Regions from separate parts of the Mus musculus genome. Here regions 1 and 2 are each linked to region 3. The links are chromatin loops, found by intact Hi-C in ENCODE. Cell type or tissue: heart. All regions are shown on one strand. Links, peaks and the distances in the headings refer to the core of each region. The heading gives the core; the rest is flanking DNA.

The links. A loop is a pair of places that touch in the nucleus more often than their neighbours do. Peaks named below come from ENCODE experiments on the same cell type or tissue, not always from the same donor. Only the 100,000 strongest peaks of a DNase experiment are listed, where the experiment ranks them.
Region 1: it touches region 3 in a loop (10-fold over the local background); 25 of 42 quality-filtered maps call a loop at or near these places.
Region 2: it touches region 3 in a loop (10-fold over the local background); 29 of 42 quality-filtered maps call a loop at or near these places.

Annotation. Positions count from the first base shown.
Region 1 is chr7:116,456,690-116,463,029 of GRCm38, forward strand. No RefSeq gene overlaps it. Among named protein-coding and RNA genes, the nearest start is that of Pik3c2a, 16 kb to the left of the region's middle. In heart, for the core only: a CTCF peak has its summit at 2,566 (motif pointing right); a DNase peak (open chromatin) is centred at 932.
Region 2 is chr7:116,528,937-116,535,276 of GRCm38, forward strand. It overlaps Nucb2 (nucleobindin 2), which reads left to right. Exons shown (of 14, transcript NM_001130479.2): 10 at 39-131; 11 at 4,136-4,225. Among named protein-coding and RNA genes, the nearest start is that of Nucb2, 28 kb to the left of the region's middle. In heart, for the core only: a CTCF peak has its summit at 2,493 (motif pointing right); no DNase peak of the experiment used is centred there.
Region 3 is chr7:116,605,560-116,611,899 of GRCm38, forward strand. No RefSeq gene overlaps it. Among named protein-coding and RNA genes, the nearest start is that of Gm46018, 49 kb to the right of the region's middle. In heart, for the core only: a CTCF peak has its summit at 3,096 (motif pointing left); DNase peaks (open chromatin) are centred at 2,312 and 4,512; H3K4me3 peaks cover 987 bases; H3K27ac peaks cover 996 bases.

The DNA of each region.
Region 1 (6,340 bases), core at 543-5,542, 150 kb before region 3:
TTTATACTCATGTCTAAATGGCAGTAGAATGGTCTTTCTTTCTAGTTACATACAGGTAGGCTTGCCATGGGTCTGAGGGATTGTCATCCTACCTTCAGCTCCATGGACTGTCGAGCCAATGGTTATTTAAAAGCAAGAATCATCTGCATTCTCTCTCTCTCTCTCTCTCTCTCTCTCTCTCTCTCTCTCAGATCAGATTCTCTACTGTAGTTTATTCAATATTTCTTGATGGTTCCTCAAAGGGAGAGCTAACCCAGGAACTTTGCTTGGTATTCAGAATACCATTCCTCATATGTAGCATGAAATTAGTTGGCCCTTGGAATCTCGTACTATTCACTTCTGGAACTGAACGTGTTCTATTAGTGTAGTGTTTATTACAGGCATGTTCTTGAGACTTTGGCCATTGTGTCAGAGTGACTCATAACTAGGGACCATTTCTCTCAGGTCTTATTACCAGGAAGCTATATTTCCCCTAAGAATGACTTCATTGTTGTCACGGGTTCACTGACTTTCGTTATTGTTGGGGTTTTTCCATTTTTACCCACCCCCTGGAAGATCAGAATGGGATACAGCCCAGGTCTAGCTATTGCATAGGACTGCTTGCCTATATCACAATGGCTAGCATCTATGTACCCCACTTCTGCTTATCTTCTCACTTCCACCCCAATTACTTGAACCAATTGATTTATTCCATGTAAACTGTTGGAGTCTTCTAAACAAAGACACAGAGCTAGAGCTGTCTCAAATACTATTACTGAGTGCCTCATAGAAATCAGTTTGATGTTGGAATTCATGTTTGTATAGATTCTAACATTCCTTCACCCATGGGGCGCCCCCTCCCCGCCTCTTTCTAAGTTATTTTCCACTCCTTCCGCTCTGTATTGCCAAATCTTCCAACGACTTCCACACTTGCTGCTCTGCTTGGAATGCTGGAATGTTCTTTCCTTGGCAGCCTTTTAGCACTCTCCTGACTCTCCACCATGTTTTGGAGACAGGGTCAAGCCCACAGAGATCCACCACCCTCCTGCGAGGCTCACCGCTGGGCATTTCTGCATGTGCACATGCTGTGCATACAGACTTTCTTTTTCTTTGTGAATCTGTACTTTGTAAGTTGAATTTGAAGGCTTCCCAAAGTCTTTGCTTCCCCACTCCAAGGGCAAGAAAGGGCACAGAACAGGCAGCAGAACAGAGCTAACCTTTCTCATCTGGGCAGGAATCGTCAATTAGGCAAAATGGGAACCAGTGATTTTGAGTCATAGGAAGTATATTTTCCTCCTCCTATTTTTTTTTTTTTGTTGTTGTTATGAGATAAGGACCGTGTAACCTAAGCTGGCCTCAGATTTTCTGTATAGTAAGACTAGTCTTGAATTCTTGATCCTCCTGCCTCCACCTACCACATGCTGCAATTACAGGCTCATACCCCCATACCTAGCTTCACCACACACTTCAAATGCATACCCATGTGCATTTTGTGTGCGTGTGAGTGCACGTGTGTACCTGCGTGTGTCCCCATGTGCCATCTACATTGTTCATTGGCCCAGAGATCTCACATTTGGCTAGGTTGGCTGGCAAACCCCAGAGATCTGCATGTGTCTGCTTTGCCAGCACTGGAATTACATTCACAAGCCACCACACTGGGCATTTTTGTTTGTTCTTTCAAAACAGGGATTCTCTGTGTAGTCTTGGCTGTCCTGGAACTTGCTCTGTAGACTAGGCTAGCTTTCTACTCACAGAGAAGATAACTGACCCACACACACATTATGGCACAAGCATTTGCACACATATGTATACATGTATACACACACACACACACTCATACTTTAAATTTTTTAAAGAAGAGAATGAGTTTCCTTGAGAACACGAGGATTTGTGTGCTAGACCTACTGGTAAGAAATTGGGATGAAACATAAATAAGATTTTGTGCTTCTCATGTTATGGACAATCCAGTGGAGGCTAACCATCTATAAACGTCATCTATTAGGCTTGAAAATGACCTTGAGTCCCTAATAGATTCAGTAGTGAATAGGAAAATGGTGGAGTATTGGTTGAGAGTTCACAGTAACTCAGGCTCCATGCTAAACAACATAGGCAGCCTCCACATCCCCTCATGCACCCCTAAATTGTGGAAGGAAAATATGCAGTAGTATATAGATTCTCCAGCCTCCAGTGGTAACTGACTGGACTCAAGGAATTCAATGGCAATGAGGAGCTGGCAGCATACTAATGCCCATGATGCAGATGTTAACATAAAAACGAGTCAAGAGACAACACAGCCAAACTCTCAGGACACTTCCTTTTATAGCTAGCACCAGGGCTGGACTTATGCTCTGAGTTTCCTGGTCTAGAGTCCTGGACTTGGATTTCAAAGCCACACCTCTGCTTCCAAATACATGAGGTAATTTGATTGTTATGTAGCCAGTCACCACAGAGATTTCAGAGTGTCACAATCACAACCATGTCGCACTATGTCATCTCTGGTAAGAGTCTCAGTGGCACCACGGGTTTTATTTTACCACTATACTATGGGTTGGTTTATAAAGTGATGCATAGTTTTTACTGTTTTCTATCCAGCAGGGGGAGCCAGGTCAGTGTGCATTGAGAAAATGAATAAAAACCAACACCAAGAAACGAAACAACAAAAGGTGCTGGGTGCAGGGGTCACATGACTCTGTGGTGTGCTTTGCTGGTGGTCACAGAGGTAAAAAGGGGAACTGGGAGTCACATAAGTGACATGTCCTGTTTCTTGTTTCCTGTGTCTTGACATCTAATCCTCATTATTCCAAGGGCTTTTGTATTTGTTTGTTTGTTAGTTTGTTTGTTTGTTTTTCCCTTAAGATTTTACTGTAGAGGCAGGCATGGTGGTACACTTGTCTTTAATCCTAGCATTAGGGAGGCAGAGGCTGGGCAGATCTCTATGAGTTCTATATACAGTGAATTCCAGGCCAGTCAGGGCCACATAGTAAGATCTTGTCTCAAAAAAAAATTGTAGTTGTATTTTGAATTATGCATATGTATGTGTCTGCATGTGGATATGTGCATAGGAGGAGAGGTTCTTAGGGAGACTGGAAGATAGCGTCAAAGCTGGAGTTACAGGTAGTTGTGAACCTCACGAAACGTGTTCTTGGAACCAAATTCAGATCCAATACAAGAGCAGCCTGTGCTCTTAGCCACTGGACTGTCTAGCCCCTATATTAATTTCTCTCTGTTGCTGTTATAAGACACCACGACCAAAGGCAACTTAGGTTTATTTTGACTTATGGTTCCAGAATGAGACTCTGTAATGGTGGGGAAGGCATAGCTGCAGGTGCGCTGAGCAGGAAGCTGAGAGACCACCTCTAGACTGCACACGGGAATTAGAGAGACATCTGGAAGCAGGGATATAGACCCTCAAAGCCCACTTCTAGTTATGTACTTCTTCCAGGAAGGTCCCATGTCCTAAAAGTCCCATAACCTTCCCAATTAGCACCACCAGGTGGGACCAAGTGTTCACATAACTATGAGAGCCTTCGGGGGACAGTAACCATTAAGCCACTGCAGCTCCCTGTTTAACTTCCCTTCCCTATTCCCAGTAAAGCGATGGACAGCTCTGAAACTACTCATCTACAAGAGCAAGATCGTCATGGTAATTTATGTCCCCTGGAGGCTTCTCCTATGTACTGGCTAGTTTTATGTCAACTTGACACATAATCATCTAAGAGGAGGGGCCACCAATTGAGAAAAATGCCTCCAGAAGATAGAGCTATAAAACACACAAGCCTGTAAGGCAGTTTCTGAATTAAAGATTGCCATGGGGGTTGGGGGGCAGCCCACTGTGGGTAGGGCCACCCTTGGGCTGGTGGTCCTGGGTTCTATAAAAAAGCAGATTGTGCAAGCCATGAGGAGCACACCAGCAACAGTAAGTACTCCTCCACGGCCTCTGTATCAGCTCCTGCTTCCAAGTTCCTGACCAGTTTGAGTTCCTGTTGTGGTTTCCCTCAATGGACTGTGAGATGAATAAGCCCTTTTCTCCTCAAGTTGCTTTGGTCATGGTGTTTCATCCCAGCAAATAGAAGCCCTAACTAAGACCCCCTGGCTCACCATCCTTATCTGTCTTGTGTGGGCAAGCACAGTTGAGATGGGCTCATGATTGCAGTAGCAATGTCATATCCAGAAATCACATTTCACAGCTCTCCTCCCTTTCTGACTCTCCAGGTCTTTCCATTCCTTCTTCTGCACTGTCCCTTGGGCCATGGAGAGAGTATCAAGCATGTTGGTGTTGGTAATGGAATGATTGTTGAATTAATAAATGAGTGGTAAGAAAACACAAACAAAAAACTTTCAAAGGAAATTTATCAGTTTTGAGACAGGTCTTCTGCTATAGCCCAAGCTGTTCTTGAACTCACGGTGTGGCCCAGGCTCTTCTAAAACCTGCTACAGTACCTCTGCCTCACTTCCTGCTGTGCTTCAGGGATTACAGATGCTGGGCTCTGTTTTGTCTTATTGGTGTGTAGGTCTGGGTGACTTAGTACTTACTATGTCAGCACAGCAATCCTCCTGCTTCAGCTTCCTGCACACTGGCATTATAGATGTGCGGGGTCACACTCAGCTTTGTGGGTTCTCCCCCCTAATGGTTCAGAATGAAAAAGGTCAAAAAGAGTGAACAGTTGTTTTATGCTTCAGTTGATACTTTATTCCGACTCCAAAAGTCCATCTCTAGTTTCTTACGTATGTTTTATAAGCAACACCACCACACGTTTGTGATCTCCCTATTATCACTCAGACAGTGGTCAGCTACACACAGTAGCATTTGCTTTGAAAACTTAAGGACATAGCTTCTGAATGAAGGCAGAGTATTTGAGTATGGGCATGCCATGTGTAGTTTAAACTGTAGCTTGCTATAAAGGTGGCTTCTGATTGCTCACTCTTGATACAATGGATAGCAATGACTAAAGACTGTGATAGATCTGTTATTTAGTTATTTTTTACATGTGAAAGCTATCTGCAAGACATTTTTTCTAGAATATGTTTGCTGAACAGAGATACAGTTCTGGATGTAATTTTAGTAGATTTTAAACCTACATCCTGCAGAGCCAATACTGAATATATACTCTTGTACGATATGAGAGAATGCCACACTAGATAGACATGGCTCTGCACACCTGTGACCTTAGCTCTTGGGAGATTGAGGCAGGAGGATCAGGAGTTCAAGGTTACTATCAGCTACACAGTAAGTTTGAGACCAGCCTGACATATATGAGATCCAGTCTCAAACAAAACAAAATGAGATGGCTCAGTCCATATAGGTACTTGCTTCCAAGCCTGCTGGCCTGCATTGTTGTGGGACCACATAGTAAAGTGAGAGAACAGACTCCACACGCAGTCTTTTGACTTCTTCACACCTGCTTCATGTGTATCCACACCAAACACAAAATAATTAACTTTTTATGTATTCATTTTAATTAATGTATTTAAAAAAAGTAATTTCCATTTCATTTTCTCTATCCACTCTATGACAATGTTTGACCATTTTCCTACCGGGCTGTTGGTGATCTACCCGTGTGATTTCTCAGGCATGATTCGAGGCCATTGCACAAGCTTTATCTGGCAGGTGTCACAACGGAATGTGTCCTTCCCTTCCCCTGCCTTGCATACGCATAAGTTGTGGTTGCCCAGAGGGAGCTCCTGACAAAGACTCAGGTCTCAGGCTTCCTGCCTGGCTGCGATCTTAAGCATGTCTGCATTCCTAGACTGTGAGCCTTCATTCTAAGGTTCTATGGCGCTCTCTTTAAGGGCCTCTGCGGAGACCTCCTTTTTGGAGGGACCAGGGAAGAGGGAATTCTAGAGATAATTTGATCTGCCCTGGCTTAGTTAACTTAGTACTTCCCCATTGGATTTAGTACTTTTCCACTCCTGGCTCTTTACCCAAAACTTCCCCTTCCAGGGTCCTCAAAAACTGTGAGAGCCTTTTTCTCAGGGGTGCCTTGGCAGCAAAACAACACTCTGCAAACTCTTGAATGCCTCTGCTGATCCCCTGACCCTTGATGTTCCATGGGACATTCTTGCAGAGAAAGATTCACAGGGAAGTCAGGGCTTTCTCTGGCTTCATTTTCTCTTATATTATTACAAATAATGCTTGGCTGGCATTTTCATTTCTGGCTCCTTGCAACTGGTAGCTTTGCTCCCTTTAGCCCTTTGTGTATACACTTATGTGTGTCTGAATTTACATATGTATGCACAAGTATTTATGTGTTCTCTCTCTCTCTCTTTCTCTCTCTCTGAGTATGTGTGTGTATGTGTGTGAAAGATCAAGGCACGGTGAGAAGAGGATTTAAAATCTGAGATTTCAAAAGACTAACATCCT
Region 2 (6,340 bases), core at 543-5,542, 77 kb before region 3:
CTTCTTTAATGTTAGGTCTTCTCATTTTCTTTTTTCAGTTGGAGAAAGTGTATAACCCACAAAATGCAGAGGACGATATGATAGAAATGGAAGAGGAGAGGCTCAGGATGAGAGAACACGTCATGAGTGAGGTATGCTGTAAGGTTAAAGCGTGCCCCAGTCTTCCATTAGTCAAGTTCTTGCAGTAATTTGTATCACAAGATGGAGGAATAAACAGGCAGTCAGTATTTCCTTAGATTTATTCATTTTATGTGCATGAGTGTTTGCCTATATGTACATATGTGCATTTGTGCCTGCCTGGTACCTGAGAAGGACAAAAGAACACTGCTTACCTCCTGGAATCGGAATTAAAGACAGTTGTGAGAGCCCATGTGGCTACTGGGAACTGAACCTGTGTCCTCTGCAAGAGCAGCAAGTGCCTTTAGTCACTGAGTCATCTCTCCAACCCCCCAAATAAGTATTTAATTGGATTTTGTATTTGTGACCACAGTATTATACTAGATTTCCTTAACAAAATAATTTGTGGCTACTTTAAATATTTTATAAGGCAATGCTGCTACTATATATTAGCAATAAACATTTGGGGTAGTGAAAAAACAATGATGTATAGTTAATATTTTTTAAATGTAGATAAGCTTTTATGAGTTGGAAAGCCCTTGTCAGAAACCCAAAATGCTCCAAAATTCAATACTTTTTGATCACTGATAAATATGCAAGATGTGGGAAAGCCTATACCATGAATTTTTCATGTTTCTTGCACAAAATTATTTATTGTATAACATTGCCTTCAAGCTATATGTATAAGTTGTATACATGAACCATAAATTGATTTTATTTTGGGGTCTGTCCTTATTAGAGTTTCTATTGCTGTGAAGAGACACCATGACCAAGGCAACTCTTATAAAGGAAAACATTTACTTGGGGTTGATCTACAGTTCAAAGGTTTAGTCCATTATCATCTTGGTAGTGTGCAGGCAGACACGGTGCTGGAGAATCTGACAGTTCTACATCTGGATTTGCAGGCAACAGGAAGTGACAGTGACGCACTGGCTAGACTGGAGCGTCTGAGACCTCAAAGCCCACCCCTAGTGATGCACTTCCTCATACAAAGCCACACCTAGCCAACAAGGCTAATAGTTCCACTTCCTATTTAATTGGTTCCATCCCAAGATACCTCATTATGTTTTTGCAAATATCTCAAAATTTTTTGGCATGGAGGCGGGGTAAGGTTTGAAACAGGGTTTCTTTGTGTAGCTCTGGTGTCCCAGAACTCTCTTTGTAGACCAGACTGGTCTCAAACTCACAGAGATCCTCCTGCAAGTGCCTCTCATGTGCTGAGATCAAATCCAGAATTAATTAATTAAAACAAATCTAAAATTTAAAACCACTTCTGGTCCCCCACATTTTGGATAATGGATACTTAGCCTATGCTAAGAAGTCTTCCGAGTTCTGTTACTTTAATAATTATGACAACAAGTATTTACATCTTGTTTGCCTTCCATGTGCTTCAAGGGTACAAGAAGGTAGGGCTGGCTCAGCTGAGCTTGTGCCTAGCGTGCTTTGGCTCTTCCGTGTCCTATATTCCCAGGCTTCAGGAGCGATCCCTCACTGGATGACATAAGGAACATGAGCAGCTCAAGGCCCGATCATGGAGTGTAAGACCGATGCCCAGCTGTGCCAAGGCCCATGTCTGCTCACTTCCCACTGCCTGAAGTGTTTCCAGTCAGTGAGGAGAGAATGGCACCTCTCACAGGCTATCTCAGCAGCACTTGCTGAGCTGAAGGCAGGGATGTAGAACCCTGTTGGTTATAGGATTGGAGCAGTAATTGCAGTAACAACACAAACCATCACAGAGACCTAAAATTTGAATTTCTGTCTTTTAGAGCAACTGACTTTTAAAAAAACTTTCCTTGTGAGTGAGTTTTTCTTTCTCCCATGACTTGGGATTCTAGAAACAGCACCCTGTGAGGTACTGTCGTTAAGTGCCTGGCAGGTGTGAGCAGGACAGGTGCCTCGGCACAGTGTTTGTTCTAGTGTGTGACCCTGCTGTGCACCCCCACCCACCCGCCTGCTCCCGTACAGGAGCAGAGACACGTGATGGAGACTAACACAAAAGCATGCTAACTGGCTCACTAAATCCAGGCTGGGACCCCAGATCACTAAGAGGTCCTCTGTCTGGACATGCTAATCCCTGCCTGGTCCATTAATTCCCCCATTCCTATTCTTTGTTCTTAAAACCTCAAAATGCCCCTCTTCTTCTTCCCTGTCTTCTAGTGCTTTACAGAGGAACAACCAACCCATCTTTCCCACCAAATCCTCCAGGCCCTCTTCCTTTCTGCCCGTTCATTTTGCCTTGCATCTGCTATGTGCTTGCATCATGGCTACTGCTCCTGTTGAAAGCCCTTTCCTTCATACAGGAAGAATACTGGTCTCTCTCTTCAAAGACTCCTGCTGTGTCTCTTGGGTCTGGTTTCATCTCTGTACTGGATCACTCCCTCCACTAGAGGGCAGACATGATCTTTTATTTTCTCCATAATCTATGTGGCCAGTGCAGTGCTGGCCAATGCAGTGTGACCTCATAGCACTTGGCTGTTAGCACGCTGGTACAATCCACACCATCTTCTTCAAGTCCCTGGAATCCCCAGTATGAATATGGCAGTGGCTGGGCCTGTCCTTGGCCATGGTCACCTTCATGCTCTCGTCCATTCCTTGGGTGACCACAACACCCTCTATCAGCGCATGTGCTCTATAGACCGGAAGTAGAAGTACAGGAACTTGTGACCACCAAGAGGGTTCTGGGAATTGAACCCCAGTCTTCTTCAAGTACAGTAAATGTTCTCAAGTGCTATGCCTTCTCTCCAGCCCCAGGGTAGCTGCTGTTTGGCTTCAGTGGTTTCCTTGGGAATATTGCTCTTTCAGTGCTGAACTGGGGCCTCTGTAGAGTAGAGGTTAGCCTGGACTGCCAATGAGACCCTGTCTTATAGCCCCAGTGTCAAATGAATTTGTTTGGTCATTAAAGTTCACCATTGTAATTGAGTTTGCCAAGAACTGTACACTGTGCATTGAAGAGGACTTAGAGAGGCCACTGACTTCTGCTTAGATATATTTGTAGTATGGTTTAGATATATTTCTTAAAAAAGAATTGAATCAGGCAGGTCAGGTGTGGTGGTACATACACACTGTCTTAGTCATTGCTCTGTTACTTTGAAGAGACACCATGGCCAAGACAATTCTCTCTCTCTCTCTCTCTCTCTCTCTCTCTCTCTCTCACACACACACACACACACACAGACACACGAATGAATGATCATGGCAGAGAGCATAATGACACATATGGCAGACATGGTGTGGGAGAAGTAATTGAAAGCTACATCATGATCTGCAGACAGAAAGAGTGAGACACTGGGCCTGGCTTGAGTTTTTGAGTCCTCAAAGCCCACTTCCAGTGACACACTTCCTCCAGCAAGGCCACATCCACTCCAACATAGCCACGCCTCTTAATCCTTCTCAGATAGTGCCACTGTTGCCATCCCTGTGACAAAGCTTTCAAATATATGAGCCTATGGGAACCATTCTTCTTTAGACCACCACGCATGCCTCTAATCTCAGCACTTGATAGGCAGAGACAGAAGAACCACTAGGTCGTCAGGCCAAACTGGTCTTCATAGCCAGATCCATACATACCGAGGCCCTGTCTTGGAAAGCATATCCCCATGCCTGAGCAACCAGTAGGTTGAGCATCTTAACCTCACCTGCTTTATTCTTGGCCTTTACAGCTGTTCCTGAGAGGTGGATTTTTCTTGTCTAAGCACTTGGGTCTAGCTGGATTATATTTATTGTGGTGAAGGCACTGGCCATAACAACCTAACTAGCCAGTGTGCTGGTCTTGAGCATATCAGGTAGATGGATAGCTTGCATTTTCAAGTTTTAATTCTGATAGAAGAGGAAGATGTTTTTCTTTATTCTATGAAAATGGAATACTTTTCTTCATTTTCCTTCCTGTTTCTGTTTATGTTAACCTGTTCCTAATAATAATAATAATTAGCTGAATATTTACAAAGTAGCATTCCTAAGATTTATACCTTAAAAATATGGAAGATTTATTTATGTTGCCTTTGTATTTCCCTCTAATCAGATTGATAACAACAAAGACCGATTGGTGACTCTGGAGGAATTCCTGAGAGCTACAGAGAAGAAAGAATTCCTGGAGCCTGATAGCTGGGAGGTAACAAGGCCAACTTTACAGGGACATGAGGTTCTAGAAGCTCTGTCCCATTGGGTCCTGCTTTAACTGTCATTCCTCATTATGTTTGTTTGTGTAATTTTACAGTATTCATGCTTGATATAAAGTGTCACTATAAAATAATAGTTCCTTGTCTCCTTGGAAAACGTTCTAGCAATTTATCTTTTTTATGATCATACTGTGTAAAATTAGAAATCTTTTAAAAAAAAGGATTTATTTTTTATGTGTATCTGTGCCTGTATATATACATACATGTATACCCTGTGCATACTTGGTGCCTGAGGAGGTGGAAAATGGGTATCCAATTTCCTGGAATTGAACTTATAGACAATTGTGAGCCACCATGTGCATTCTAGGGACCAAATCTGGGTCCTTTGCAAGAGTGGCCAGTGTTCCGAACTGCTGAGTCATCTCTCTAGCCCTCAAATTAGAAATCTTTTAAAAAGTATACGTTTGCTAAATATAAAATCACCACTGGCTGGAGAGACTCAGCGGTTAAGAGCACTGACTGCTCTTCCAGAGGTCCTGAGTTCAATTCCCAGCAACCACATGGTGGCTCACAGCCATCTGTAATGAGATCTGATGCCCTCTTCTGGTGTGTCTGAAGACAGCAACAGTATACTCATTCATATACATAAATAAATCTTAAAAAAAAATAAAATCACCACTGAAAATTTAAAACATAGGTACATTTTAAGATTAAATTAAAGGACCCACTGAGCTGTCTTTACTGTAGAGCGACTCTCTTGTGTACAGTGTGGAAGCATCACCAGTCAATAAAAAACTGATGGCCTATTAGCATAAGGAAGTAATCGGTGGGAATTCTTGTAGGAAGAGAGGACTCCAGGATAGAGTTAGGTGCAGGAACAGATTTGCCCGGAAATCTGAGGAGACAGATGCATAAAAAAAACTGAGAGAGATAACTAGCCATGTAGCATTCATAGAATAGAATAAACAGGTTAATTAAGTTATAAGCTAGCTGGGGAATAAGATCAAGCGTATCTAGGCATTTCTTCATTAATAATTTAATCTAGGGGTCGTTATTTCAGTAACTGGGGTGTAAGTAGGAAAGCCAGCTGTTACACTGTATAGATACATTTTCATGACTGTTGTTTGAAGCAGTGTCTCATGTAGCCAAGGATGGCCTTAACAGATTTCCCTGCCTCACCTCCCATGTGCTGTGATCACAGGCATGCACCATCATGTTTTTGTTTTCTGAGACTGTTTCAACCTCACCCTTGAAATAGCCTTCCTGCCTTGGTCTCCTGAAGGCTGGGATTACAAGCATAAGCCACTGGACCTGTCCTCCAATATTTTATTGCTATTATAAAAGAAGCTGGGGCCTGGGAGGATAGCTCAGGGGGTCAGAATGTTTGGTGTGCAAGTGTGAGAACTGGAGTTCAAATCTGCAGAATCCACGTGAAAAGTCAGGCGTGGTCACACACACCTGTAACCCTGCAGCTGGAGGAGGGGCAGAGGAGGTGGACTGCTGGGATTTGCGGTCAGCCAGACTAGCTCCAAGTTCAAAGACCCTGTCTAAAGAGATAGGACACCCATGTCTTCTCTGGCCTATGCATTGTTCAGCCACCTCTACTCTCCATCTATAGAAGAAACTCAAATAGTGATGTAAATCTATTGGCCCAGGTACTCTCCAGAGACTGAGATAGGAACACTGCTCTAAATTCAAGGCTATCCCTGAGCTATAGAATGAGTTCGGGGCCACCCTGGGCAAATTGGTAAAACCTTGTCAAAGTAGAAAGTGAAAAGAGAGTGGCAGTGGCAAAAAGGGAAGTGGGGAGTGTAGCTCAGGAATACCCCATGGTCATGTGCAGGGTCCTACCTATGTTTGGTCTCCAGTAACACAAATAAATATAAAGGACATACAGTCCATGTGCTGTCATGTGTGCCTATATCTCAGCACCTAGAAGGTGGAGGCAGTACGGTCAGGGTCAAGGTGTCATCACCAGGTACACAGCAAGGGCTTCCTGAACTATATGAGACTCTGTCTCCAAAAATCATAAAGGAAACAGTTATGAACAGGAGTTGGAGAGACAGCCCAATGGTTAAGACATTTGCCGTTCCTGTGGAGAACCTTGG
Region 3 (6,340 bases), core at 480-5,479:
AAGAATAAAAGCAAGGATGTGTATCATGCAGCGGGGAGTTATGTAGTGTGGGGTAGAGGCGGTCATGGGTATAGATTAAGGTTTCTTGAAACCATATTTTGTAAGGCAAAGGCCAATCACACATCCTGGGGTCCTGAGTTCAGTATAGGTTGAAAAGCATGATTTTCAGGGTACATTAGGTTCAGGAAACAGAAACTTATTCTTGTAAGGGATGGAGATGGAACAGTTCGGCTCTTTAACTACAATGTGGCTTCCCAGTTTCACAGCGTCTATGTGCTGAGTTTCATGGCCTGAAGAGGACTTTGATCATGGTGTCAGTTGTACAAAGGTCTGGGAATCTGTTCCAGGGCAGCCATAGCTGAATCGGAAGGCTGGCACAAAGGGCATCTCAGTTTCTTGAGGAGTAAAGGAGATGGTGGCACCTAGAAGCTCTCAGCTTAAAAGTGGGAAAGGGCAGTCTGGAGCCACCAGGAAGGAACAGGTCACCTGTCTGTGGCCCAGACTGACCGCTCTTTTAGGTCCAAGGTGATCACCTTTAATGGTGTTGTGTTGTTACATCTCTGTAGTAGTATTGTGTACTGTGTACTGGCATCTTTGTAGTAGTAGGTAGCCCCATTGGATTTTTAAAACCAGAAATGTCTGCCCCAGCATCTATAAAAGTAGTGGCCATGGGTTCTTGGAGCCTTCCTTCTGATTCTCTTCCTGTAATACCCTTGTGGTTGGGCCATTGCTTTGGGATAGTTTGGCCGTTCTTCCAACGTCTCCTTTCCTTACAATGTGCACATTGACCCCTTTCCAGTGTGGTTCTTTCCATCTTTTTGTTTTTGAGGCTCCTCCGTTGGACATGAGCAGTAGAGTCTCAAATGAGCTGACTGGAAGGCAGCCAGCACATATGCTGCCTGCCAGCCCATGGTCGGTCAGCATCCAAGGCAGCCTGCCTGCCTCTCAGTGTCCTGGTTATCTGGACACTTCGATGAGCTGAGACGTATCCATCCCTACAAAGCTTGCTAGCCTTTGGAGTTTGTACTGATGTCTGGAGTTGACTGAATGACAAAGGCCAAATCTAATGCCCTAGCATTTTCCAGAGACAGTGGATCAAAAGAGGTGTAAATTCAGAAAGCAGCTTGGAATATTTTTTCTGGGTTCTAAAGAACCCCAATAGTTGTAGACAAGTTCGTGAATATGCATTAGGGTCCCAATCCAGGCGCCTTGATGGGAAAGGTGTGTCAAAAGTGACTAGCTCTTCAACATCAACTACCAAAAAAAAAAAAAAAAAAAAAAAAAAAGCCTTCTTGCCTCTTCCCCAGTATGTTTCCCCTTTTGGAAGCAAACAGGGTCAGATGGAGTTGTTGGCAATCGTTCCAAATGGGGCGATGGATGCAGAGAACAGCATCCAGCAGGACAATTAGGCCTGGGACTTATCCAGAAAAGGTGGGAGGGGGTCCTGGGTCTTCCAATTATACAGATTTGAAGTAGAGGAAAGAACAGAGGTCGGGAAAGGGCGATGACCCTCCTCTAAATAGCTACTCTGTGCCCCAGGAGGGCACAGCATCTCCACCAATGGAACAACAGAAGCTGGGGTCTGAGTAGAGTCTGGGGCATGGTGGGACCTCAAGTGGAAAGCCAATGGTGGAGAAGGTGGTGTGGGAGGGGGAGGTTGGGGAATTGGATGTCTCCACCAGGAGGGAAGTAAAAGAGTGTATAGATCCAGAAGGGGAAGTGGGTGAAGGGGTGGGGGCAGGGGTGGATAGAGTGGGGTGGGACAGGATGGGAAGGAGGGGCCTGAGGTGTGTGTGTGTGTGTGTGTGTGTGTGTGTGTGTGTGTGAATCTGGAAGAGGTAGAGGACACGGAGAAGATGGCCTGAGGTGGGCTTGGGAGAGTGGGGGGTGGGGGGGTGGGGGGGGAAAGCCTTGGTTTCTTAAGGTGTCAGGATAGGTGTTGGGAGACAAGTGACAAGGAATTTTTTAGAGACCAAATTAGTAGATTTTCTCAGCTAAGGAAATAAGTCAATTCAAGCGGAATTAGAAGTAAAAAAGGGCAGGTTTATTTGGGAACGACTCCCATGCGAGTTTGCCAGCCTCAGTGGGTGAGACCGGAAAAAGTCTTGGGCAGGCTGTGACAGGGAAGTTTTTTATGGATTGTAGGCGAAGGATAATCACGTGTCTGCTACACGCTGGGCTTGTGCCCTGTTGTGGTCATCTTTTGGGGGGGGGGAAGGGGGGCTTAGGTGGCTGGCGACTTCAGGGGCGGGGTTGGGACAGCTGTCAGGAACTGGGCTTGGGTGCCTTTCTTCTGCTCAGAGGCTTTCCGGAGTGGGGGTTGGAGAGAGGGAGGGATCGAGTTTACTGACTTGGGGGTGGTGGTGGTAGGGATAGGGAGATGGGTGAGGGGGCAAGCTGGAGGCTCCAACTGAACACAGAACAGCAGAATAATCCCTAGAAGCAAACTGTTTAAGCTGAACAGGTGGGTTTAAACTAGAGCCCCACTGATCAATATAAGCTGCCTGATCAGGACGCGTGGGGGCCGATGAAACCTTGAGCCAGACTGCCTTCACGATAGCGTTGTCCAGGGAACTGGTAGATGGTCATTTCACTTCAGAAGAGGAGCAGTTAATCTCAAAGTAAGTGCGCAGCCTTTCTTTTCCCATATTCCTCCGCAGCTCCTTGGGAGAAATTTTTTTTTTAGCGCATACACCAAAGGGGTGAGAATTTCGAGTCGATGGTCCTCAACTTAATTGACTAAAGGAAGTTCTATTATGACCAAGTTAAATGAGAGAAGACCCCACTAAACACCTGCCACAGCTCCCTTGTTGGTGGGACTCATCGAAACTCCACGTGTAGTAGGGACAGTTGACTCCAGGATCGGATTGGTATGGCTGGAATTTCCCTCTGTCCTGGAGAGGAAAGACTACCCGCCCCCCATCCCACTCCACCCCACCCCAACCCCAAAAAACAAAAAACAAAAAGACGAATGATTGAGTGCCACCTAGTGGCAGAATCCAGAACAAACAGCCGTAGACTCTCCAAGGATCAAAAAAAAAAAAAAAAAAAAAAAAAAAGCACGTAGGGGCTGCCACCTAGTGGCACAATGCGGAAAACCCGGCAGAATCAGCTTTAGCTCCACTTTTCTTCTGGGGAGGCAAGAGCCAGGAGGCAGGGTGGAAGGGTGGATAGAGGGGAGGACAGGACTATTAATTAAGGACTCAGAACTCCTAATTTGCTTAATCAGAGTGGTTGTCAGTAATTATCTCAGGTACATAATTACATTGGAGGTATCAGGGAGATTCCCCTGGCTCCGTGAGGAGCCGTATTCCTGGCCAGGCAGAGGTGGTGGTGGTGGTGGTGGGGTGGTAGTGAGGGGGCCGGCCCTGACAAATTTTCCAGGGCCGCCCTCCTCGCAGTGAGTCTGGAGAGATATTTTCCCAAACAGGAAGACAGAGTCCTCTTAACACTCTCAAGAGTACTGAATTAAGTTCTGGGTACTGAATTAAATTCTGTTTCTGGTTTCTAGTTCCGGTTGATGGAAGGGGAGACTTCTGGCTAAGGAGACACCCCAAAGAAAGGGCTTCTTTTCCAGATCAGGGATTTAGGTCCAAAGAAGACCCAGTTCTTTTGGAAGCCCTCTTCCTGATTTAGTCCTCCTACACTAAACTAGCATGCCAGTAGTAGGGTTACCCTGTATTCTGGTTATACCTCTTATGAGAGATCTGGTTTTGGGATTGCTGAGTGAATGTTTGGCCAACTGTGTAAATAATGTAAATGATTAAATGCATGACAAGAAAGTTTGACCCAGGTAGTTGTAGTTGTTTGATTTTGTCACTGGTGGTTCTGTTTTGTCTCCTCGTCCTATTTGTCTCCAATCCTCTTGGTCTCTGAGAAATGTCTTGGTGCCCAACTTCAGGGATTTAGCATTTTAAAAGGCAAAACCACAGAGATGTATCAAAGTTCCACCAGGGTCAGAGTAATCCTCCAGCATTCACTCCTGGCAGAGCGCAGCAGTTATTTTAGACCGAACTTGGTGATTATTTTTGTAAATACTTCTGTAAATACTAGGAGTCAAGGTCATGGAAATCTCAAATGTGCTGCCGAGGCGGATATAACCGAGGCAGGAGTGGGGCAAAGGGCTGAGAATTATCAAAGCAAACACAAAATGGAGTCAGAACAGGATGCCATTGCCTTAGCCATTTCAAAGCAAATGTCAGGTCCCGTCTACTCAAGGCCAGAGGTTCACAAAGTGGATTGACCCTAAATGTGTCTACCACAATTGGGTCTAACTATCAGGAGCTGAGTAAATTCAGGGACCATGGCTAACACACACACAAGCTTCAACGTGTTTATGATTATTGATGCGGGAGATACTTGGAGCTAATGTCTGTAGGGAGTGGTATGCCTAGGACCATCTCTTCCAGGACATGTCCTTGAGAGCAGCCCTCCCATGACTTGAATCTTGCCTTTGATAGGAGAACTATTTTGAGAAACTCACCAGCAAAACAGAGCCCAGAGTATTCCGGGCAGCTGCTCCCAGACTCCAGGCGAACGATATTGGCTCAACCCTGAAATGGGACTCGTTTCAAGGGGACGGTTCCTTCCTTCTGGATTGAGCAGATGCTGCAGCGGAGGACATGTGTCCACTCAGAGCAAGGTTGAGAGAATCAAATTAATTTCTTTTATGACCCGAGGCGAGTTTGAAATTGGCTCTTGCGAGATGAAAAACGAACTGTGGAGCCTCTCGTGAGGCTTCTGCTCCCCTCAGCCTTAGCAGCCTCTTCCTGCTTGTCAGGGCTTCGGCAAGTTAATTGGGGTGGGAGGCAGCAATCTGGTGCCATGCCACAATCCCCAAGCACTGCCTGTGGGAAGGACAACCAGGCAGCCCCCACTTAGGTACTGGCACTGGGGTAGGTTTTAATGATGTCATGGAAAGGAACCATGGATTTACAGTAGCACCAAAAAGGAGTAAAACTTGTGTCTGTGTAATCCTGTAACTGGTTATATGTAGAGGGTGTGTTCCTCTGATCCTTGACCTGTGGTGATGAGGGTCTGACCTCCCGTTTGGACAGCATGCTGGAACTAGAATAACCATATACTACTCTAGCTTGCTGAAACTCTTCCATCTGTATATCTACTGTCCAGGTTTGGCTATCTCAAAAGCATTCCGTCTTGGGCAATGAAAGTATAATAGTTGGCCTAACCCAGGGTCCTCAGCCTTAGGGCTGTTGACACTTTGATCTGGTGTTCTGAATAGTTTTATGTCAACTTCACACATGCTAGAGTCATATGGGAAGAAGGAACCATAACTGGGAAATGGGCCCGTGGGCCAGCCTGTGGTGTATTTTCTTGACTGATGATCAATGTAGGAGGGCCCAGCTCACTATGGATGCTGCTACCCCTGGGCATGTGGTCCTGGTTGCTATAAGAAAGCAACTGGCTGAGCAAGTCAGTAAACAATGCTCTTCCATGGTTTCTGCATCAGTTTCTGTCTTATGTGTGTACCCTGCCTTTACTCAGTGACAGAGTATGACTGGAGAGTTGTAAGCTGAAATAACACCCTTCTTCTTCAAGTTGTTCTTGGTCATAGTAGAAACTCCAACAAACATGGGTGGCTAATCTTTCTCCTCCTCTTCCTCCTCCTCCTTTCTTCCTTTTCCTCTTCCTCTTCCTCCTCCTTCCTCTTCTGTGTATCTACCCTCTAGGGGGTTTTGGATATGGAAACTCGGGGCTTTTTTCCCACTGAGCCATTTTACAACCCCCCCAACCCCTCACAAATTATTAAGTTTACATGAGTTTGTGGAAGTCTGGGCCCAGTACCCAGTGTCCAGTAGGCATTTAATAAGTGGTAACTGGACTCGCCCCTTCTGAAACTGTCCATGGTCAGCGTGATGAATCTGTGTGTTTTTTCTGAGCTCCATACTCCTTTCAGGAGAAGCTTATACTGCCTGTGGTTGTAAGGGACTGCCAGGCACAGTCTCCAACTCCTACGTCCCCTGACAGGCTGCAGCATGACCCAGGTGCTGTCTTGTGGGGATCCATGCTTTTAGGAGAGCGCCTCTGGACTGTGAGTGGTTACAGTCCGCCCACTTTCTGCCCCTCCAACCCCGTACTTCTCCATTTTGAGTGAACATTCAGATGTGGATTGTGGTCCAGAAAGTTCTGAGACTCCACTGAGACACAGACACGTGTGTTACTAGGTAGCAGACTCTACATGGAGCAGGATTTCTAAAACACCCAGATCTCCACCATTCAACTCAAGAGCTTTGCAATGAGGCAGGTAGCCCCATGAAGGCCAATGAGATCCTGACTTAAAGAGGTGGGGCCTGGGCAGTAGGGGCTTTGAAGCCTGGTG